Regions from separate parts of the Homo sapiens genome. Here all the other regions are linked to region 3. A link is an interaction called in ENCODE POLR2A ChIA-PET data of the cell type or tissue named here. Cell type or tissue: GM12878. All regions are shown on one strand.

Evidence for each region. Peaks named below come from ENCODE experiments on the same cell type or tissue, not always from the same donor. Only the 100,000 strongest peaks of a DNase experiment are listed, where the experiment ranks them.
Region 1: POLR2A ChIA-PET joins it to region 3 with 5 read pairs; 3 of 35 experiments call an interaction of 5 or more read pairs at or near these places.
Region 2: POLR2A ChIA-PET joins it to region 3 with 6 read pairs; 4 of 35 experiments call an interaction of 5 or more read pairs at or near these places.
Region 4: POLR2A ChIA-PET joins it to region 3 with 5 read pairs; 7 of 35 experiments call an interaction of 5 or more read pairs at or near these places.

Annotation. Positions count from the first base shown.
Region 1 is chr15:63,968,459-63,973,458 of GRCh38, reverse strand. It overlaps DAPK2 (death associated protein kinase 2), which reads left to right. Exons shown (of 12, transcript NM_014326.5): 4 at 1,898-2,036. Among named protein-coding and RNA genes, the nearest start is that of DAPK2, 76 kb to the left of the region's middle. RefSeq lists an enhancer at 280-1,027 and a silencer at 1,775-2,069. In GM12878, no CTCF peak of the experiment used is centred here; DNase peaks (open chromatin) are centred at 2,248 and 2,568; H3K4me3 peaks cover 883 bases; H3K27ac peaks cover 4,518 bases.
Region 2 is chr15:64,177,846-64,182,845 of GRCh38, reverse strand. It overlaps CSNK1G1 (casein kinase 1 gamma 1), which reads left to right. Exons shown (of 12, transcript NM_022048.5): 11 at 2,392-2,498. Among named protein-coding and RNA genes, the nearest start is that of PPIB, 17 kb to the right of the region's middle. In GM12878, no CTCF peak of the experiment used is centred here; a DNase peak (open chromatin) is centred at 2,465; H3K27ac peaks cover 412 bases.
Region 3 is chr15:64,087,348-64,092,347 of GRCh38, reverse strand. It overlaps CIAO2A (cytosolic iron-sulfur assembly component 2A), which reads left to right. Exons shown (of 5, transcript NM_032231.7): 2 at 3,497-3,661. Among named protein-coding and RNA genes, the nearest start is that of CIAO2A, 4.0 kb to the left of the region's middle. RefSeq lists enhancers at 2,759-2,808, 2,859-2,918. In GM12878, a CTCF peak has its summit at 106; DNase peaks (open chromatin) are centred at 1,657 and 2,597; H3K4me3 peaks cover 3,036 bases; H3K27ac peaks cover 3,011 bases.
Region 4 is chr15:63,761,757-63,766,756 of GRCh38, reverse strand. It overlaps HERC1 (HECT and RLD domain containing E3 ubiquitin protein ligase family member 1), which reads left to right. Exons shown (of 78, transcript NM_003922.4): 3 at 2,566-2,661. Among named protein-coding and RNA genes, the nearest start is that of HERC1, 70 kb to the left of the region's middle. RefSeq lists enhancers at 1-52, 868-1,625. In GM12878, no CTCF peak of the experiment used is centred here; DNase peaks (open chromatin) are centred at 2,013 and 3,097; H3K27ac peaks cover 1,012 bases.

The DNA of each region.
Region 1 (5,000 bases), 120 kb after region 3:
GTGACAGGTTCTGAGCCAGTACAAAACATTGAGAAGAATCTTTGGCTCATTGCTCTGCCCTCCAGGCCCATGGGGGTGGAATGGAGGTCTTGCCCCTGCAGCTTTGAGCAACCCTGCCCATAAGGCTTTGCTCTCCAAACATTGGCCCCCACACCAAAGGCAGTTCTCTGCCCAGGGGCCCACCAGCTCTCTAAGGCATCTTGTGAAATCCAGGTGAAAGCAGCCACACACCCACCAGCTTTGCTTGGCACAGAGCTTGCCACACTGTTGCCCTCCAGGAGCCACACCTGGTATGTCTGAGGAGTATGGCAACAGAGTTTGGAGAGCAAAGCCCACAATGTGAGGCAGCACTGGGCAGTGGAGGCCCCTCCTTTGATATCATTCTGCCCTCTAAGCTCTGGCACTATGAATCTGTGATGGGAGGGACACCCCTCTTTTCACCCCCACGATCTCTGAAATGACTTCAGGGTTATTCTTCCATTGTCTTGGACAATAGGTCCTGGCTTCTGTTTAGATGGCTGACTAATCCCCTTATTGTCTTGATGAATAGCACCTGGCTTCCCTGGAGAGCCATATTAATCTTTTTATCAAATGGTTGCTTGGTCATACCTTTGTTCCTTCCCAAACAGGTTTTCTTATGTTTTCCAATATGAGGAGGCTGAGAATTTTGCATACTTTTAAGCTTTCTTCCCTTTGAGTAACAATTTTGTCTTTAAACCATTTCTTTTCACATTTTACTTTAAGTAGTCAAGAGGAACCAGGACACTCTTCCAACACTTTGCTTAGAAATCTCCTCAGCCAAATATTCCATTTTTATTGCTTACAAGTTCTGCCTCCTATAAAACACTAGGGCACACACACAATTCAGCCACGTTCTCTGCTACTTTATAACAAGGATGCCCTTTCCTCCATTGACCAGACCAGTAACATGTTCCTCATATCCATCTGAGACATTATCAGAATGGCCTTTCCATCTGTATTTCTACAAATATTTTGTTGATGGCCACTTAGGTATTCTCTAAGAAGATTGAGAATCTCCTCTCTTTGTGATCCCTCACCAGGACCACCCTTACAGTCCATTCATTCATGGCAATGTAGGCTTTTTCTAGTTGGCACCCCAAACCTCTTCCAGCCTCTACTTGTTAGCTGATTCCAAAGCAGCTTCCACATTTTTAGGTGTCTGTTACAGTAGCACTCCACACTTGGTACCAATTTCCTCTCTCAGTTCATTCAGGCTGCTGTATAACAAAATAACCATAAACTGGGTGGCTGACAAACAACATAAATTTATTTCTCACAGTCCTGGAGTCTGGGAAGTCTAAGATCAAGATGAAGGTTCACTTCCTCATAGATGGCTGTCTTTTGACTGTAACTTCACATAGTGCAAGGGGAAAGTAAGCCCTCTGGGGTCTCTTTTATAAGGGCACTAATCTCATTTGTGAGGTCTCTAACTTCATGACTTAATTACTTCCCAAAGGCCCTATCTCCTAATACCATCACCTTGGGGGTTAGAATTTCAAAATATGAACTTGGAGGAACGCAAACATTCAGGCTAAATAATCTGCTTGTTTTTGTCCCCTGCCATCTCAGGCATATGGAGGGGAGAGGGCAACCTCCAGGGTGACTGGGACCAGGGCCTAGAGTGGGAGCAGAGGCTCTTCTGACAACACCTCCAGGGTGATTCCTGCCCTTGTGATCCAAAAGAAAGAACAAAGCAAATAGGAGCAAAGTCAGTCCCTGGCACTGGACAGACAAAGCCCCAGAAATAAGCCAGGGGGATTCTGCCATACAAGGTCCCTGGGGGGTCAGGATGAGGGCTTGCCCCTATCAGCCCAGCCTCATGACATGCAGAGCTGACTGGGCCTGGGCCTCCCCTCCCCCCGCTGGTGTTTTACAGAGTGTCTGGAGGAGAGCTCTTCGATTTCCTGGCCCAGAAGGAGTCACTGAGTGAGGAGGAGGCCACCAGCTTCATTAAGCAGATCCTGGATGGGGTGAACTACCTTCACACAAAGAAAATTGCTCACTTTGATCTCAAGGTCAGTAAGGGGAGAAAGGGAAAAGAATCAAGTTTAGGAAGAAGAGGCTTAGTCCCTCCTGGTGTCTTTCCCAGGATGGGCCCAGTGCCGACCAGCCCTTCTTTCTCATCTTACAGTGAAAAACCCTGAGCTCATGGGAAAGATGATGCCACGGAAATGTCCACCTTCTCAGTTTCATTTTTCATAACAGGTTTTCTGCACACTGGAGCTGACTGCAAGAAGCTGCTTAAATCAGACTTCAGGCACCTTATTTATTTCAGGGAGCAGGGGGGAACACTTTCTAAATAAGTAGACCAGTGACAGGAAACTTGAAACCAAACACCTTTCACAAGACTGAACTTTTCAGTAACAAAAAACTAGAAATGTTTGGAGGATTGCTGAAGTTGGCTGGCTCGCCAGACCCATTCATAGTGCAGCCTCCATCATCCCTTGACCAGAGCTTGTAAATCCTGGAGCCCAGGGACCACTGGCTGCCCTCCCCAACTCACAACCCCTACTGTGCTCCAAACTGTGGTCATAAAACTGCTTGTAGGGGCCACTGATCATTTATGGTGACTGGTATTCAGGACTGAGAGAGTTCACTGTGACCACATAGGACTTCATAAAGCAAGAATGTGGTCAAAGTAGAAGGATCAGTTCCCTTAGTAACTGAGCTCAGTTGCATAGACTGATGAGCCTATACAGATACTTAATGTGTAAAGTCCTCTAACTTTGATCAATTCTATGACCTGTTTGCTGGGGAGATCCCTTCATTTTTCTATCCAGAAATCCCTGTGGTCTTTCAAGCATGGTGCTGGGTGCTTGGGTATTGCTGCTGATACAAAATTCACTGAGGCCCTGTCTGAGATTACTTCATCTTTTCCAGGAACCTTAGTGTAGGAGATAGAAAAACCAGCAACTCTAAGTACTATGCTAGAAGGAAGCCCAGGGTGGGTGGGGAGGCTAAAGGAGGGGACATCTAAGTCCAACCGGGATATCAGAGAGGGCTCCCTGGAAAAAGTGCTATGTAGTTGAGTTCTGAAGGATTGGTAGGAAATAGAAGAAGAGAAGGGCCTTATAAGGAAGAAAGGCCAGCAGAATACATGGTCACAAAACAGCACAATGCATTCAGGGAAGTACAGGCATGGGAAGTGTGTGCTGAGTGGCTGGGGAAGAAGCCAGGAACAGTGCAGGAAGCAGACACAAGGGTCTGGGAGCTAAGCCAAGGAGCTTGCACTTTACCCTGAGAGATAAGGGTTCAGGTGAGCAGAGAAGTGAGGTAAGCATGTACTTGTTTCAGAGTGATCCCTCTGGCTGGGAGGATGGATAGGCTGGAGACAGCCTGGAGGCTGGGGCTCAGCTAGGAGGCTAAAGCAATAATCTAGGTAAGATGTGAGGAGAGGACAGAGTCAAGATCTTTTGCAGAGGTCAATCTGAGGATTGATTAGGTGCCTAATTAGAGGTAGAGATGAAGGAGGGGACAGGGTTCTGGATGACACCCAAGTTCTGGCTTGTGCCCCTGGCCCAGAGAGGGTCTGGCATGTCCATTATCTCACAGTGGCTATGCCAGGGCATGAGCTCAGTTCCCATATGAGTCCCTACCCCAGCTCTTACTCTACTCTGCCTGATAGGGTGACCTTCTATGAGTCCCCTTAGCATGGTCCTCCTTCCTTAGGCTCACTGTCACTTTTTTTTTTTTTTTAATAGAGATAGTCTCGCTCTGTCACCCAACTGGAACACAGTGGTGTGATCACAGCTCACTGCAGCCTCGACTTCCTGGGCTCAATCTATCCACTTGCCTTAGCCTCCTGAATAGCTGGGACTAAAGGCGTGTGCCACCATACCTGGCTAATTTTTGTATTTTTTGTAGAGGCGGGGTCTTGCCATGTTTGCCCAGGCTGGTCTTGAGCTCCTGGGCTCAAGTGGTCCACCCGCCTCAGCCTCTCAAAAGTGTTGGGATTACAGGCATGAGCCACTGCGTCTGGCCATGATTGTCAGTTTGTTTTTGGTGTTTCTTTTTGGGGGGGACAGGGTCTCACTCTGTCACCCAGGCTGGAGTGCAGTGGCGTGATCTCAGCTCACTGCAGACTAGACCTCTCAGGCTCAGGTAATCCTCCCACCTCAGCCTCCCAAGTAGTTGGGACTACAGAAACATGCCACCATGGCCAGCTAATTTTTGTATTTTTTTGTATAAATGGGTTTTTGCCATTTTGCCCAGGCTGGTCTGCAACTCCTAGGCTCAAGCAATCTGCCCACTTCAGCCTCCCAAAGTGTTGGGACTACAGGCATGAGCCACTGCTCCTGGCTGTCACGGTATTTTTTAATACCTCCAACAGAAGTCTTCCAGAGTTTTACTGAGGCGTCACAGGGTAAAAATGGGGGTCACCAAGGATGGTGAGGCCTGGGCAGGCCTTTGGACCTCAGGGTAGTAACAGCAGGAAATGGTCTGCCTTGATTGCACCTGTGTGACTTCCTGGTACTGCTGTGGACAATTAACTTGTTGTTTTATTGTGTCTTTGCTGGCTCCAGGAGAGCTGCTTCAAAATGGGCTCCTTTGTCTTTTCTTGAATGGGTCTGGTAGGAGGAGTGGCTGGAGCCCAACAGGCACCAATGACTGCAGCAGGTTCGTGATGTTTGGCTTGCCTTTATGGCAGCTCGCTGTGGTGGGGAGAGCACTGGCTTGGAGTTAGCCAGGCTGAGTTACCATGTACCATGATACACCTGAACCTCAGCTTTTCAGCTTCAATGCAAATAATACCTACCTGGCAGAGCTGTAAGGGTTAGAGAGAAGCATTAAGTGCCAGATATGGAATAGGTGCTCGGTAATAGTAGCTGTTATTGTTATTCCCCTTCTCAGAATAGAGGAAAAGGAAATAGAACTTTTGTTACAGTGTTGTGGGCCCCATAGACTAGGAAAACAAACCCTGTGAGTACAGTTCTGTTAATAAATTGTCCAGCAGAGAGCTGAGTTGGTTGCTAGGTAGA
Region 2 (5,000 bases), 90 kb before region 3:
TTTGTATTGAAAATTTCAACTCTACAGAGAAATCGGGAGGGAAATGCAATAAACTCTTGTATATCTTTAACCTTGCTGAACGAATTATTAAGATTTTGCCATATTTGCTTTAAATCTATGAGTGAAAGTGTGTGTGTGTGTTTGCTTGCTAAACCATATGAAAGTAAGTTGCAGACATCATTATATCTTATCCCAAAGTACTTCAGCCTGTATCTTCTAAGAACGAAGACATTCTAAGAAAGTTAATTTCATAATATCTAATATATAGTTCATGTCACATTCCACCTAATTCCAGTTGTCCCCAGAATTAATATTGTAGTGTCCAGGATTTAATCAAGGTTCATGCCTCACATTAACCAATGCAATATGCCTCATCAGTCTTTTACAATGTCTTAGTCTCTTTTAATCCGTTTTAATCTTTAAGTCTCCCTGTGTTTAAACAAATAAAAGTCTTCTATAAAGATTCAGCTGGAGGCCGGGCACAGTGGCTCGTGCCTGTAATCCCAGCACTTCGGGAAGCCAAGGCAGGTGGACAACCTGAGGTCAGGAGTTCGAGACTAGCCTGGCCAACATGGTGAAACCCCATCTCTACTAAAAACAAAACAAAACAAACAAACAGCCAGGTGTGGTGGCACATACCTGTAATCTCAGCTACTCAGGAGACTGAGGCAGGAGAACCGCTTGAACCTGGGAGGTAGAGGTTGCAGTGAGCCGAGATCATGCCACTGCACTCCAGCCTGGGCAACAGAGCAAGACTCTCTCTCTCAAAAAAAAAAAAAAAAAAAAAAAAAACGGGTTACTAATGAGAACAATAATTATTTCTTGTTTAGAAATAATAGCGGATATAGCTTGCTAGTAAGTAGTATTCACCCTATCTGTCCCAAAGGCTACGTGTACTATATATTTCCTCCCACCCTCCTCTTTATGACTATTCAGGAAATTTTTGTGGATTAACTGCTGGTGAGGACCCCTGAGCTAGAGGCAGATAAGAATAAACAGTTACGGAGAGAGAATAACAGTAAGATGACCACTTATTGAGCTGTTACCATGTCTCATGCCACTGGGCTAAGCACTTTCTGTGGGTTGTCTGCACAGTAAACACCATTAGGTAAGCAGCATTGTTCTCCCATTTTAGAGATTAGGAAGCTTAGGCATAGACTGAGGATCTTGCCCAAAGACCCACAGCAAATAACTGGTGGAGCTGGGGTTCAAACTTAGGGCTGATTAGGGCAATTTCTACACTATGCTGCTTCCCTTATTTATGCTAGGTATTATACTAGACAGTCTCATACATTTTCTTGTATAATTCTCTCATCAACCTATAAGAAACAATCTCAAATAGATGGAAGTACTTATCCAAGGGCATATGATATCCAAATTGTTTATCCTATTTTGTGTTCTCTCCCATGTTTCAGCCAAGGTCTTTAACAAGCAGAGTGTTTTGTCCAGCAGTGAGGCCCCTTTTCCCACTTCCCAGCACCCACATAAACAGGAATAATGTGCTGGAAATGAAACCAGGTGGCAGAAGCAGCTACACATGCAAGAGAAGCCTGATTGGGTCCACATTAACCAGATGACAGGAGTGAGAGCCTTCACTTACATTTCGGGGACCATCAGTGAGAACTGGGATGGCAGTGAACCTGAAATAAAGATCGTTGAAATAAGACTGGCTTTCCAAGGGAGAGTGTTTTTTTACCATCTTCCCTCTTGTCGGAGAGGATGTGACAATCTTGTTATTTGTAACTTCGAACCAGTGCTCAAAGCCATGAGGAAATTTCTGAAGGAAAGTGTGATTATTTATAGTTTCTGGTACCCACTGTTGACTTCCTTTTTAGAACTTTTTCTTTCAACATCAGCACTAAGTCTATATCATTATAGCATAATAAACTGAGAGAACTAGACTTCACCCATCACATTCAAGGGAGCCAAGTGATTTTACCTTTAGAAGTCAGCCATGCAGTTATTTTTAACTTAACAAAGTAATGTGTGTGTTTTTGCAATATGAAAGAATCTGTGTTTAGAACAAATTTTCCTCATGGAAATTCACAGATATTAACTCTAAACCTTGGTTAAGTCATTTGTTAGTGTTTCCATCTGTAAAAAAACCTATTTCATAAGATTTTTGTAAGGATTAGATTTACACACACAATGTAGCAGAGTGTCAGACACGGAGTAGGCACTCAGTATGTAAGTTATTATCATCATTATATGATTACATCATTGATATTAGTGTTCTCGCATGATATGGGCCTGGGAACCTTCCCTAAATTGATCCCTTAACCCAGGAAAACAAACATTCCAGACACTGCCTGTTTAGCGACCCTGTCTGGCGCTGGCAAGAGATTTCTGTTGCCATGGTGCCTGTCACACACTTCTGTCTTTCTGTTTCAGGTGGTTAGCTCAACCAATGGAGAGCTGAATGTTGATGATCCCACGGGAGCCCACTCCAATGCACCAATCACAGCTCATGCCGAGGTGGAGGTAGTGGAGGAAGCTAAGTACGTACATCTTTCAAGGGGGCTCTTAAGTCATGGGTTGAAAAATCTTTTCTGTCTCTTCCTCTCTGTGTGCTGCTCGTCTCAGACTGGATTTCTCATGCTTGTAACCACAGCTTTCTTCCTTAACTGTTTTAATTTTTGCATGGTACCTTAAGGCTGCTACTGCCCTTCTTTAGCTGTGATTTCGGGGAAGACAGTCACATTTTTCTAGTTCACATGAAAAAGACATAGTGAACCGAAAGAATCATGTTATCAGGGCTACAGTGGATAGTAGCCATGAGCTTCTTGGGGCTGTGGAGCTTCTTGCTCTATATGGGATATAGAGAAAAATCTGCTGTTAAACCATGGGCCATGCTGAATAGCATTCGATTTCTGATTGTGGGCTAGCAACTGGATGTACAATCATGGAACAAGGAGTTCAGGGCCATTTTGTTCACTCTCAAATGATTCTGGCTTCAGAGAGACTAAGTCAGGCAAGAAAAATATTATAGTCTGCATCTGTGAATGAGAGTGTGGGAAAAGAATGGAAGTCATACTCATCTCAGGAGGGTAAGGAGGTTGCCCCACACCCTTTTCTGCTTCTCTTGCATGTGTATGTCTTGCCCCACCCATACCACCAGCCCCTTGGTGCGCTGCATGGTCTGTGTTTAAACTCTTAAAATCTGGGGTGGAAGGTGAGATAACTGCCAATTCTGCTGCAAAAGCAGCATTTCTACCACTTTTTTCCCCATCCCAAATTTAGATCCAGATTTAGACTTCAAGAAGATACCAGGTAGGGAGAGATAGAGACACCATGAGTCAGTAACTGCTGCTATCCCTGATATGGAGGACCTTTCTTGTGAGCCCTTTGAGAACCTTCAGGATATCCCAGGGTCTTGTTTTCTGAAGCAGACAACGTATTTATAGTGATATTGTACCTAAGTAGTCTCATGAGCCCCCAGGTAGCTTAATACAAGCCAGAACACTCTTATACCTCTAAATGTAAGTTAGTGAGATGCCACTGAGACCTGCATTCTTCCACCTTCCAGATGTACTTTGTATTGTTGTCTTTCCTGCCTATTCCCCTGGTCTCCTGCCCATCTTTTTTATTTATTTATTTTTTGAGACAGGGTCTCTCTCTGTTGCCAAAGCTGGAGTGCAGTGGCACGATCATGGCTAACTGCAGCCTCTATTCCCCAAGCTCAAGTGATCCTCCTGCCTCAGTCTCCCAAAGTCATGAAATTACAGGCATGAACCACTGTGCCCAGCCCTGCCAGTCTATTTGATGAACTCATTTTACCTTCAAGAAGTCCTTTCTAGCCAGGTGTGGTGCTTCATGCCTGTAATCTTAGCACTTTGGGAGGCTGAGGCAGGAGGATCACTTGAGTCTAGAGGTTTGAGACCAGCCTGGGCAACATAATGAGACCCCAACTCTATAAAAAAATTAAAAATTAGCTGGGCATGGTGGTATGCACCTGTAGTCCTAGGTACTTGGAAGGTTCAGGCTGCAGTGAGCTATGGTCATGTCACTGTACTCCAATCTGGGTGATAGGTGCGACCCTGTCACACACACACACACAAAAGTTTTTGGCCAGGTGCAGTGGCTCACACGTGTAATCCCAGCACTTTGGGAAGCTGAGGCAGGAGGATCACAAGGTCAAGAGATTGAGACCATCCTGGCCAACATGGTGAAACCCCGTCTCTACTAAAAATATAAAAATTAGCTGGGTGTGGTGGCATGCGTCTGTAGTCCCAGCTACTCAGGAGGCTGAGGCAGGAGAATCGCTTGAACCCAGGAGGCAGGGGTTGTGGTGAGTCGAGATTGTGCCACCGCACTCCATCCTGGCGACAGAGCGAGACTCCATCTCAAAAAAAAAAAAAAAAAAGAAAATTTTTGCTTGGAAAACCAGGGCTTGAGGATTCCTACCCAATACATCAAAAGTAAATGAGGATGACTTGACTGTCTTTTGTTGAGCCCCTGCTAACTGTAGGCAGCTTCAGAGCTCTTCTCCCAGCTTGTATAAGGCACTGATATATAAGGGGGTGAGGGTTATGCTGGTTATGCCAGGAAAAGGCCATTTTAATAAGGAAACATGCTCCTATTCTCAGGGACTTTGGAGATATTAATGGTACTCACAGTTTTTCGATTTCCATACAAAATTACATTATCTTAAATAAACAATATGTTACTCCCACCCTCTGGGCTCTCAACTGGCTGCACTTTGGAGTCATTTGGGGCATGGTAGAAAATACAAATGTCTGAGTCTGGCCTCAGGCATTCTGATTTAATTTATTGAAATGTGGCCCGAGCATCAGGAATTTTAAAAGTTCAGGTCATTCTAACATGTAGCCAATGTTGAGAACCACTGTACCAAGCGTGGTCTGATTCAAACATTGTCAGAGCTTGAAGGATGGCCGTACCTGTTCCCAGCTCCCACCCCATTCTCAATTCACCTTTGTGGCTATTACTTTGAAGGCTAGAAGTTTAGCTTTGGATTTAATAGTATACTTTGAATGCAGTAA
Region 3 (5,000 bases):
GATCTAGATATGTAGAGGGTCAGAGGGCATACTAAGAGGAAACTTAAAAGCATGGAGGTAAGAAGATAGGAAATGACAGATAGATGGGGCTATAGGATAGGGTTTGTGGTTAAATGTGAAGATGTGGTTGAACATTGTTCTAGGTAGTGGGATGCAGTTGGATACTGAAGGTTTTAAATATAAATGAAGAATTTTAATAGTGCAGTGCTGTGGAAGAATGTTAGTGTGGGGAGTAATATGAGGAGAACTTTCTTTTAAATTTTTTTTTTTTTTTTTTTTTTTTTGAGACAGGGTCTCACTCTGGTAATCAGGCTGGAGTGCAGTGGTGCAATCACTGCTCACTGCAGCCTCCATCCACCTCCAGGGCTCAAGCCATCCTCCCACCTCAGCCTCCTGACTGACTGGGACCATAGGCATGCACCACCATGCCCAGCTAATTTTTGTATTTTTTTGTAGAGATGAGGTTTTGCTATGTTACCCAGGCTGGTCTTGGACTCCTGAGCTCAAGTGATTTGCCTGTCTCGGCCTCCCAAAGGCTGGGATTACAGGCATGAGCCACCACACCCGGCCCTTCTTTCTTTTTAAAGAAGTAAAGCCAAACCTCTCAAATCTAGAAACTAGAAAACTAGAGAAATTTAATAAGGATGATATTTAATTTCAGGGTTTAGTGGCATATAAAGAATATAATACAATTAAATGAGCCTTATGGGGAGAAAGCCTAGTATGAGAGGCAGAAAATTCCTTTTCAGAAAACTCTGTTTCCCTAAGTCCCATGATAACACAGCTCTGTGAAAGAGAAGCTTTGTCGACTTTCTTGCCTATGTTTTCCAATTCTGCTTCTTTCTTTCTTTTTTTTTTTTTTTTGAGACAGAGTCTCTTCTGTCACCCAGGCTAGAGTGCAGTGACACAATTTTGGCCCACTGCAGCCTCAGCCTCCTGGGTTCAAGTGATTCTCCTACCTCAGCCTCCTGAGTAGCTGTGATTACAGGCACATGCCACCACACCCGGCTCATTTTTGTATTTTTAGTAGAGACGGGTTTTTGCCATGTTGGCCAGGCTGGTCTTGAACTCCTGAACTCAGGTGGGTGATCCACTTGCCTCAGCCTCCCAAAGTGCTGGGATTACAGGCATGAGCCGTCATGTTTGGCAAAATTCTGTTTCTAATCAAGTGACAAGCCCAGGAGCAAATTAAAGAGAAAATAGAATTTGTTCTTGTTTTTCCCAGTTGCATTTCTGATTACATATAATTTTGTGTGATAAATAATAAAACAAAACTTCAGATTTGAGAACCTCAAGCACATTCTATGTAAAATTCTGCTTCTTTCCTTTCTACCTCACCATTTCTCTTTATTGTTCTCCTTTCCTTCATCTCTTTCTCCAGCCTCAGAGTAAGAAAGAAATCTTGTCTTCTCCAAGGCCAACTGAGACTTCTAAATATTTGATCCCACTCCCTTCTGCTTATTTTACCAGTCTCCGCTCCTCCCAACTTATATTTTCAATTTCTCTCCTCAAAGTTGCCCTTATCCTTGTCATTGTTCTAGCTTCCTTATAAAGTCATTGTCCTTTTCATGTCCCTCCCTTCCCAGCTAAGGCCCTAGGAAGACATTTTCAGTTCCTACTTGCTTCCCCTTTTGCAAGCTGGCTTCAGCGCACGCACTCTCTACTGAAACTGCTTTCTTACAGCTGGCTGGGGTGACAAATGAAAGACCTGTTTTAGCTCTCATGAGCCTGAATTTTTCTGCAGCATTTAATGTTATTAACCATCCCTCTCTTCCCTCCTCTAGTTCTTTTTGCTTTTGTTTCTCATTCTGATCCCTAAGTTAGGTGCTTCGCATGGATCTGTTGGGTCTCTTTTTTCTTTATACCACTGATTCTCATACTGGGTTGTACCTAAGAACAACCCGAGAAATTTTTAAAACTCAAAGGCCAGCAAACCAATTAAATCAGAGTCTCTGGAATTGGGGCCCAGGCATCAGGTTTTTTTGTTTGTTTGTTTTTGTTTTTGAGACGGAGTTTTTGCTCTGTTGCCCAGGTTGGAATGCAATGGCGGGATCTCGGCTCACTGCAACCTCTGCCTTCTGGTTTCAAGTGATTCTCCTGCCTCAGTCTCCTAAGTAGCTGGGATTACAGGCGCCCGGCACCACGCCTGGGTAATTTTTGTATTTTTAGTAGAGACGAGGTTTTACCATGTTCACCAGGCTGGTCTCGAACTCTTGACCTCAGGCGATCCACCCGCCTCAGCCTCCCAAAGTGCTAGGATTATAGGCCTGAACCACGCGCCCGGCCTTGTTGTTTGTTTTGAAACATTCTTGGTAATTCCAATGTTCAGCCAAGGTTCTACTTATTCTTTGTGAATCCTGTGGGTTTGACAACCACTCTAGCTTTGATGCTGTTTTAAACTCTATGCTACAGTTTACCACTTGCTAGAAAACTCCATTGGATAACCCCTTAAGCACCTCAAAATCATTCTGTGTGAAATTGAACTCATTTGCTCTATGCCCCACCCAAATTTCTTCCTCGTTCTGTTTCTTTTAGTTCTGCCAGTGTTGTCCTAGATACTATTTTAGGCCTGGTGTTTTTAGCTGGTATCATTGGTTCTGCTTTTTAGTCTGAGTCTAGCAGCTGATGATGAGTTACCAGCTGACAGCACAGTGTTGTCCATGTCACTTGTCTCAAACCTCTTGAGGACTTGCTATTGCCGGTAGCTGGCTGTAAAAGACACTTGATGGTCAGACCCAAATCTCATACTCTAAAACACCTTTCACTTATGCCTGCTTCCAGGCAAACTAGGGTTCTTCTTCTTTACTTTACTTTCCTTCACTTTTTTTTTTTTTTTGAGACAGGGTCTCGCTTTGTTGCCCAGCCTAGAGTGCGGTGACACGATCTCCGCTCTCAACCTCTGCCTCCTGGGCTCAAGCGATCCTCCTGAGTGGCTGGGACCACAGGCCTGCACCACTACACCCGGCTAATTTTTGTGTGTATTTTTTGTAGAGACGGGGGTCTCATTATGTTGCTGAGGCTGGTCTCGAACTTCTGAGCTCAAGTGATCCTCCCGCCTTTGCCTCTCAAAGTGGTTGGTTTACAGGTGTGAGCCACCATGCCCAGCTACTTTCCTTCACTTTAAATGTCAAATATTGAAATGTTACCTATTTTTCAAGGCTTGATTCAGATTCCGCTCCTATAAAGCCTGATAACCACATTCTTTCAAGCTGAAAGTTATTTCTTCCTCTTGAGCTTCCATGACACTGTTTCCATTCTTATTATATTTTCTCTGCAATGTCCGATTGGAGAAACTGGATATGGTCTTATAATAATCCAAGAAAACAGTTTTCTCAAGAGGAAACCAGTAGTGAAAATTTCTGTCAGAAACCTGGGAGTTGCTGTACTATTTGCTTAAACGTAAGAGAAGTCAGTGCTTAAATTAGGCCTGGCAAAATCATCTTTATTTAGAATAGTCATGTTTTAATAGAATATCTTATCTCTGATGATTCTTTAGATTTGATTAGAACTATCCGGGACCCAGAAAAGCCCAATACTTTAGAAGAACTGGAAGTGGTCTCGGAAAGTTGTGTGGAAGTTCAGGAGATAAATGAAGAAGAATATCTGGTTATTATCAGGTTCACGCCAACAGTACCTCATTGCTCTTTGGCGACTCTTATTGGTAAGTTTTTCTGTACATACATGTATATTTATATAAATTCTAAGTTATTCTTGCTGATATTGACCCATAATAACAATTTGCATCATTGTTGAAAAACCATACAGTGTATGTATTACACTTTATGGTTTACAGAGTATGTTCGTGTATTCATCTTCTGTAGTCCTCACAATTAGCTTGTTGAGTTAAAATATTATTATCTTCATTTTGCAGATGAGGAACCTGAAGCTCAGAGAGTTTAAGTGACTTGCACAGAATCAGGTAGCCAGGAAATGGTGAAACTAAGGCTCATACCCAGGTCTCCTGACTCCACTTCTCCTTTAGTTATGTCAGGCTGCCCCTCCCAGGTATATATGCCCACAATTAATGGAGAGTGCATGTGGGCCAGTGCTTTTCCTCAGTTCTGGAGGTTGGAGTGGGTGGTGTCAGACTAGCATTGCTTCCATCACCATCTCCTTTCAGTGACTCTTCTGGTTTCTACATAGTATGGGTAGAAGTCCTGGTAGGAGGTTGGATTCCCAGTATTTTGGATTTGTTAGCAGGTACAATAAATGTATTTGAACATATGCTTTGTTATAAAGGGATTTTATTTCAAACCAAATGTTCATGAGTAGGGGATTGATTAAATAATCATTGATGGTGAATATAAACAGTGGAATACTATGCAGCTATAAAAAAGAATGAAGAAGCTCTGCATGTACTGATATGGAGAGATCTCTATGACATACTGTTAAGAAATAAAAGCAAGTATCATTTTGCTATCATTTGTGTAAAAAAAGCAAAAACATACATTTGTATTTGATTGCATATGCCTGAATAATATTAATACATAAATGAATAGCTATAAGGGTGTTAGCGGGTAATAGTGGTGGTGGGAGCTGGGCAGATGGGGGAAAGGGTGGGAGGGAGACTTTATACCTTTTTATGTTTTTACATTTTCAAACCATGGGACTATCTCACCTATTAAAAAGCAACAAGTTTATAAAAAAGATTGAAAAGGTCGCTATTTCGTTATTATTTCCACTATTGTGATTTCTGTCTTTTCTCACTGGTTGACCTGGGTTCCCTCTGCTGGTGGTTTCCACCATATAGGCCACATCTTGAGGGACTGGAGGTCTGTGAATCCATAGGTATTATTGTGGTTATTAAAATCCCATTGGTGACCGGGCGTGGTGGCTCACACCTGTAATCCCAGCACTTTGGGAGGCCAAGGTGGGTAGATCACTTGAGGTCAGGAGTTTGAGACAAGCCTGACCAACATGGTGAAACCCCATCTCCACTAAAAAAAATACAAAATTAGGCCGGGCGCGGTGGCTTACGCCTGTAATCCCAGCACTTTAGG
Region 4 (5,000 bases), 330 kb after region 3:
ATAGTGAGCCGAGATCGTGCCATTGCACTCCAGCCTGGGCAACAAGAGTGAAGCTCTGTCTCAAAAACAAAACAAAACAAAAAAACCCCTAACCTTTAATGTATTACGAAACTTAAAAAATTCTAAGTAAGCTTCATTAATAGTTGATAAGCTTTATTAATGTGCTGTTTTTTATTTTGAGACGGAGTCTCATTCTGTCACCTAGGCTGGAGTGCAGTGGTGCGATCTGCAACCTCCGCCTCCTGGGTTCAAGCGATTTTCCTGCCTCAGCCTCTCAAGTATCTAGGATTACAGGCACATGCCACCATACCTTGAGAAGTTTTGTATTTTTAGTAGAGACAAGGTTTTACCATGTTGGCCAGGCTGGTCTTGAACTCCTGACCTCAAGTGATCTGCCCACCTCAGCCTCCCAAAATGCTGGGATTACAGGTGTGAGCCACTGTGCCTGGCTAATATGCTTTTAATGATATTAATTTTAATTAATTACTAATATATAATATAACATAAATAAATTAGTATTAATCAAATTAATCGGATTAATATTGATGAAGTTAATGTTTGACCTCTATGATTATATTAATAGTATAAATACATTTTAATATTTACTAATAGTTAATAAGCCTTAATAATAAGCTTTATTAGTAGATCCTGAGGTGGGAGGATCACTTGAGCCCAGGAGGTTGAGGCTATAGTGAGTTATGTAAACCAAAAACTATCTGAGACAGGTCGCAAATCAATTTAGGTTTATTTTGTCAAGGTTAAGGACAATGCCTGGGAGATGAGTGTAAACCAAGAAGTGTCTGAGACAAGAAATTGATCTTTCTCTATCAGTTTAGAAAGCCATTGCACTCCAGCCTGGGTGACAAGAGCGAAACAGTCTCAAAAAAATAAAATAAAGTTTATTTTGCCAAGGTTAAGGACATGCCTGTGACAGCCTCAGGAAGTCCTGGTGGCAGGTGCCCAAGGCAGTTGGGGTACAGCTTGCTTTTATACATTTTAGGGCGACATAATATATCAATCAGTACATGTAAGATCTTATTGGTTTGATCTGAAAGGATGGGATAACTCGAGGTGGGGGGCTTCCAGGTCATAGGTAGATTTAAACATATTCTGATTGGCCGTTCGTTGAAAGAGTTAGTGGAATGTGTGGGTTACAATAAGGAGTTGTGGGAGAGGTAGGTTTTATCATGCAGATGAAGCCTCCAAGTAGCAGGCTTAGAGAGAATAGACTGTAAATGTTTCTTTTTAGACTTAAGATCAGTATTGATGTTAACGCTGGATGGATATAATGAGGCATGTCCGATCTCCCACTTCCCGTCCTGGCCTGAATCAGTTCTTCAGGTTAAATTTTAGAGTGCCCTCCCATAGGAGGGAGTCCATTCAGATGGTTGCTGGGGGCCTTTGAATTTTATTTTTGGTTTACACAGATCTGTGCCTTTTTCCAAAGGTGATATTGAGGGCTTCACTATTTAAAGGGGGTAAGCAGGCTGGAGGAGAACAAAGGAGGGTATGGTCGCATTACTGAATCCACAAATTGCAAGAGAAAAGGAGCAGAATAGTGGAATTATGTATTTCTCTGGCGCTCAGTAGATAGGCATTTTATATAAGATAAGGTGAACAGAGAGTAGTTACCTATGAGGATATTCACCCTTTCATCTGTAGCTATCTGCTTCGGAACAAAAGGAAAGGCAGCTTCTTGCATAAGTCAGCCGTCAGCTTAATTTTTTTCTTTTGTCAGGGTGAATTGGAGTCTCAAGGTTTTATTTCCTTTTCACAGCAATAATCTTTGCCACTGAATTCCAGCCTTGGCAACAGAGCAAGACCCTAGAAGGTCATATACCAGTTAAACTCCTCCATTTTGCCTCTTAATGTGCATGCTTGATCCCACTCACCCAGCTCCTGAGATCTTATTAGCAAGTTGCTGATCACAAGTTTCAGGGTTTTTTTCTGTCTGTTGGGAGACTGCCTTTCCCTGGTGCTGGCTGCAGTCAATTATTGTTTTAGAGAGACAGTTAACCACTGCCTGACCATCACTTGATGGTCACCTGACATACCTGGTGGTGGGGGTTGTAACACTGTAACACTGGGACCTTGGTTGTGGTGAAACTAAGAAGGGAGGGACAGACTTTCTGCTGCTTTGGTCACGTCATTACTAAAGCTGGCTGTATTCTGTCAGGTGGAAGGCAGGTGGGCAATATACCCATGGGGAGTATTTCCTGAGACCACATTTTCTGGATACTGGTCACCCAAAGAGTGTGTAACTGGCAGAATTCCACTTCCTTGATTGTTTCGAGAGCCCTGTGTCCCTTGGAATAAATCACTTTTTAATCAGGTAATCAGTGAGGGATTGGCACTTAATTTATCATGTGATGCAGTAGCCAGCTCGTTTAATAAAACTTCCTTGCAAAAGTTAGTTTCATGACCTAATGTTAGGATTTGGTTTCAGTGCACATAATTATATAAACAGGTCTTCAAATAGGTGTTGTTTTTGTAGACTGTTTAACTAATTTTAATGCATATGTCTCTCCCCTTCCTACGCTGTGTCCCGCAATGTTTTAATTATAGGGTTCATCTGCTGATCGGAGTCAGTGGAGAGAACCAACCAGAACATCGGATGGCTTGTGCTCCCTTTACGAGGCAGCATTATGTCTCTTTGAAGAGGTACGTAATAATCGTGGCTTTTGTATTAACAACTTTGTGTTAAAATGCTATGGCATGTATTTATCCCTTAAAAATAATCCATTTTCTCTGGAAAAGCTACAAAAGGAAGTGGCACCAGTTGTTACCTCTAGAGAGAGGAACTGGGTATCTAGGGTGGGGGTGGGGTGAGTAGGAGACATTCTTTTCAATGTATACCCTTTCATTTATTTTGATTTTTGAATTATGTGCTGGTAACTTTAATTGAAAAAATGTTGTATTAAGTAAAACACATAGAAAAGCATACACATATATTGCTTAATGAATTATTATAAAATAAATACCCTTCTAATATGTACCTAGGTAAAGAATTTTCTTAGTCATTGCAGAAGCCCTTTCACAGCCTTGTCATAACCTCTTTTCTCCTCCCCAAAGTAACCACTATTGTGACTTTGACCACTTCCTTGCATTTCTTTATAGTTCTGTCAACCAGATGTGCATCCTTAGACACTATAGTCTTGCCCATTAAAAAAAAAAAAAGGAAAGTCTTTTAAATATTTTAATCTCTAGGTTCCCTCCTCCATTTTTCTTTTCCTTCAATATGTTTGTTCAGGAATCTAGGCTTTCTAGGCTGTAGCATTTCCCACAGTCTGGGTTTTACTGATAGATTACTCATGATGCAGTTCCTTATGTTTCTTTATCCTCTGTATTTCCTATAAATTGGCAGCTGGATCCAGAGGCTTGATCAGTCTCAGGTGTTATGTCTGTATACATGTATTCTTCCATTAGGTTCTATCTGGTTGTCTCTCTTTGTGGTATTAGCCCTTGATGCTTAATGACTATATTAATTCTTTTGTGCTTTGTTGCAAAAATATGATATTCTAATTCTATCGTTTCTTTTTATTAGTGTTGGGGTGATCAGACCCAACACCAGGTCGTGGGGGTGACAAAGTCCGGTGGATTCAAAGGATTGAGAAAAAGACAGTTTGAGAGAGAAAGGTGGGACACCAGGGGGCCATGGCTATTGTGGAGCCCACAAAGGCCCTGAGCTCTGGGACCCCACGGTATTTATTGGTAATCCAACAAAGAAATAGGTGGTGAGAATGTGGAGGTCAAAAGGGCAGGCGCATGGTCTACAGCTGTGATGGTTTAGCATTTATATGGAACATGTTCTGCTACTTGAGATAATGGGAATAGGAGCCTAGGAGAGCTAGAAGCAAGGAGCCAGCAAGTCTAGACACATTCGAGAGGACATTATGCAAGCCCTGCCTCAGTTTCCCTCGCAACACTCAGCTTTTTCCCAACAATTAGTTGCAATATTTTTGTGAAGAGATTCCCTTATTGACTGATTACTCTGCTACAGTTTATATGGGAAGAGCAGAATAAATGCTTGATTCTTTCTATCTGCTCTTTATTTACCAGTTTTCAATTTAATGAATTGTCTTCCTACCATCCTCCAAACTTGGCCAATTAACTTCATTTAAAAAATATCATGGGCTGGGTGCAGTGGCTCACACCTGTAATCCCAGCACTTTGGGAGGCCGAGGTGGGTGGATTACCTGAGGTCAGGAGTTCGAGACCAGCCTGGCCAATATGGTGAAACCTAGTCTCTATTAAAAATACAAAAAATTAGCTGGGTGGGGCGGCAGACGTCTGTAATCCCAGCTACTCAGGAGGCTGAGGCAGGAGAATTGCTTGAACCCGGGAGGTGGAGGTTACAGTCAGTAGAGATCATGCCACTGTGCTCCAGCCTGAGCAATAAGACCAAAACTTCATCTCAATAAATAAATAAATAAATAATCATTATGAACCCACAGATTTAAGCCTATTTGAGTTTCAGCACATTGAATTATTATCTGCAGTGAAGGTCATGTTGTTTCATTTTTGGCTATTAGTCTCTTCAGGGTGGTTCCTAAGTTATTTTAACATAAGCCTCATAATCTTTTAGAGCCTCCTTGCTTTCTGATACGTTTCATTGTTTCTGGCTGATCTTACACATTTGTTGCCCCCAATCTGGAATCATCTAGCTAGTTTTCTGAAAAAAGTCCTGGTTTCTTTTATTGGAAAATGATATTTCAAGACCACAATCAGGGTGCTAGAAATGCTTACTGCTACTGAGTTGGTCTTATTTCTAGGTTTTTATATTCATGGTAGACAGAGCTAGGATGTGTATACATGTGTTTTTAAAGCTAAGATACCTAATGAGTTCATACTGATACTTTCAAATTCACAGCTATAGAATTTTTACTTAACCTTTACATTTATATCTTCTTCCTTTTAAACTAAGATTGCTAATTCCCAAAGATACAAGGATGAGAATTAGAATATGCCATTATTACTCATTTGTTTTAATTACATGTTAC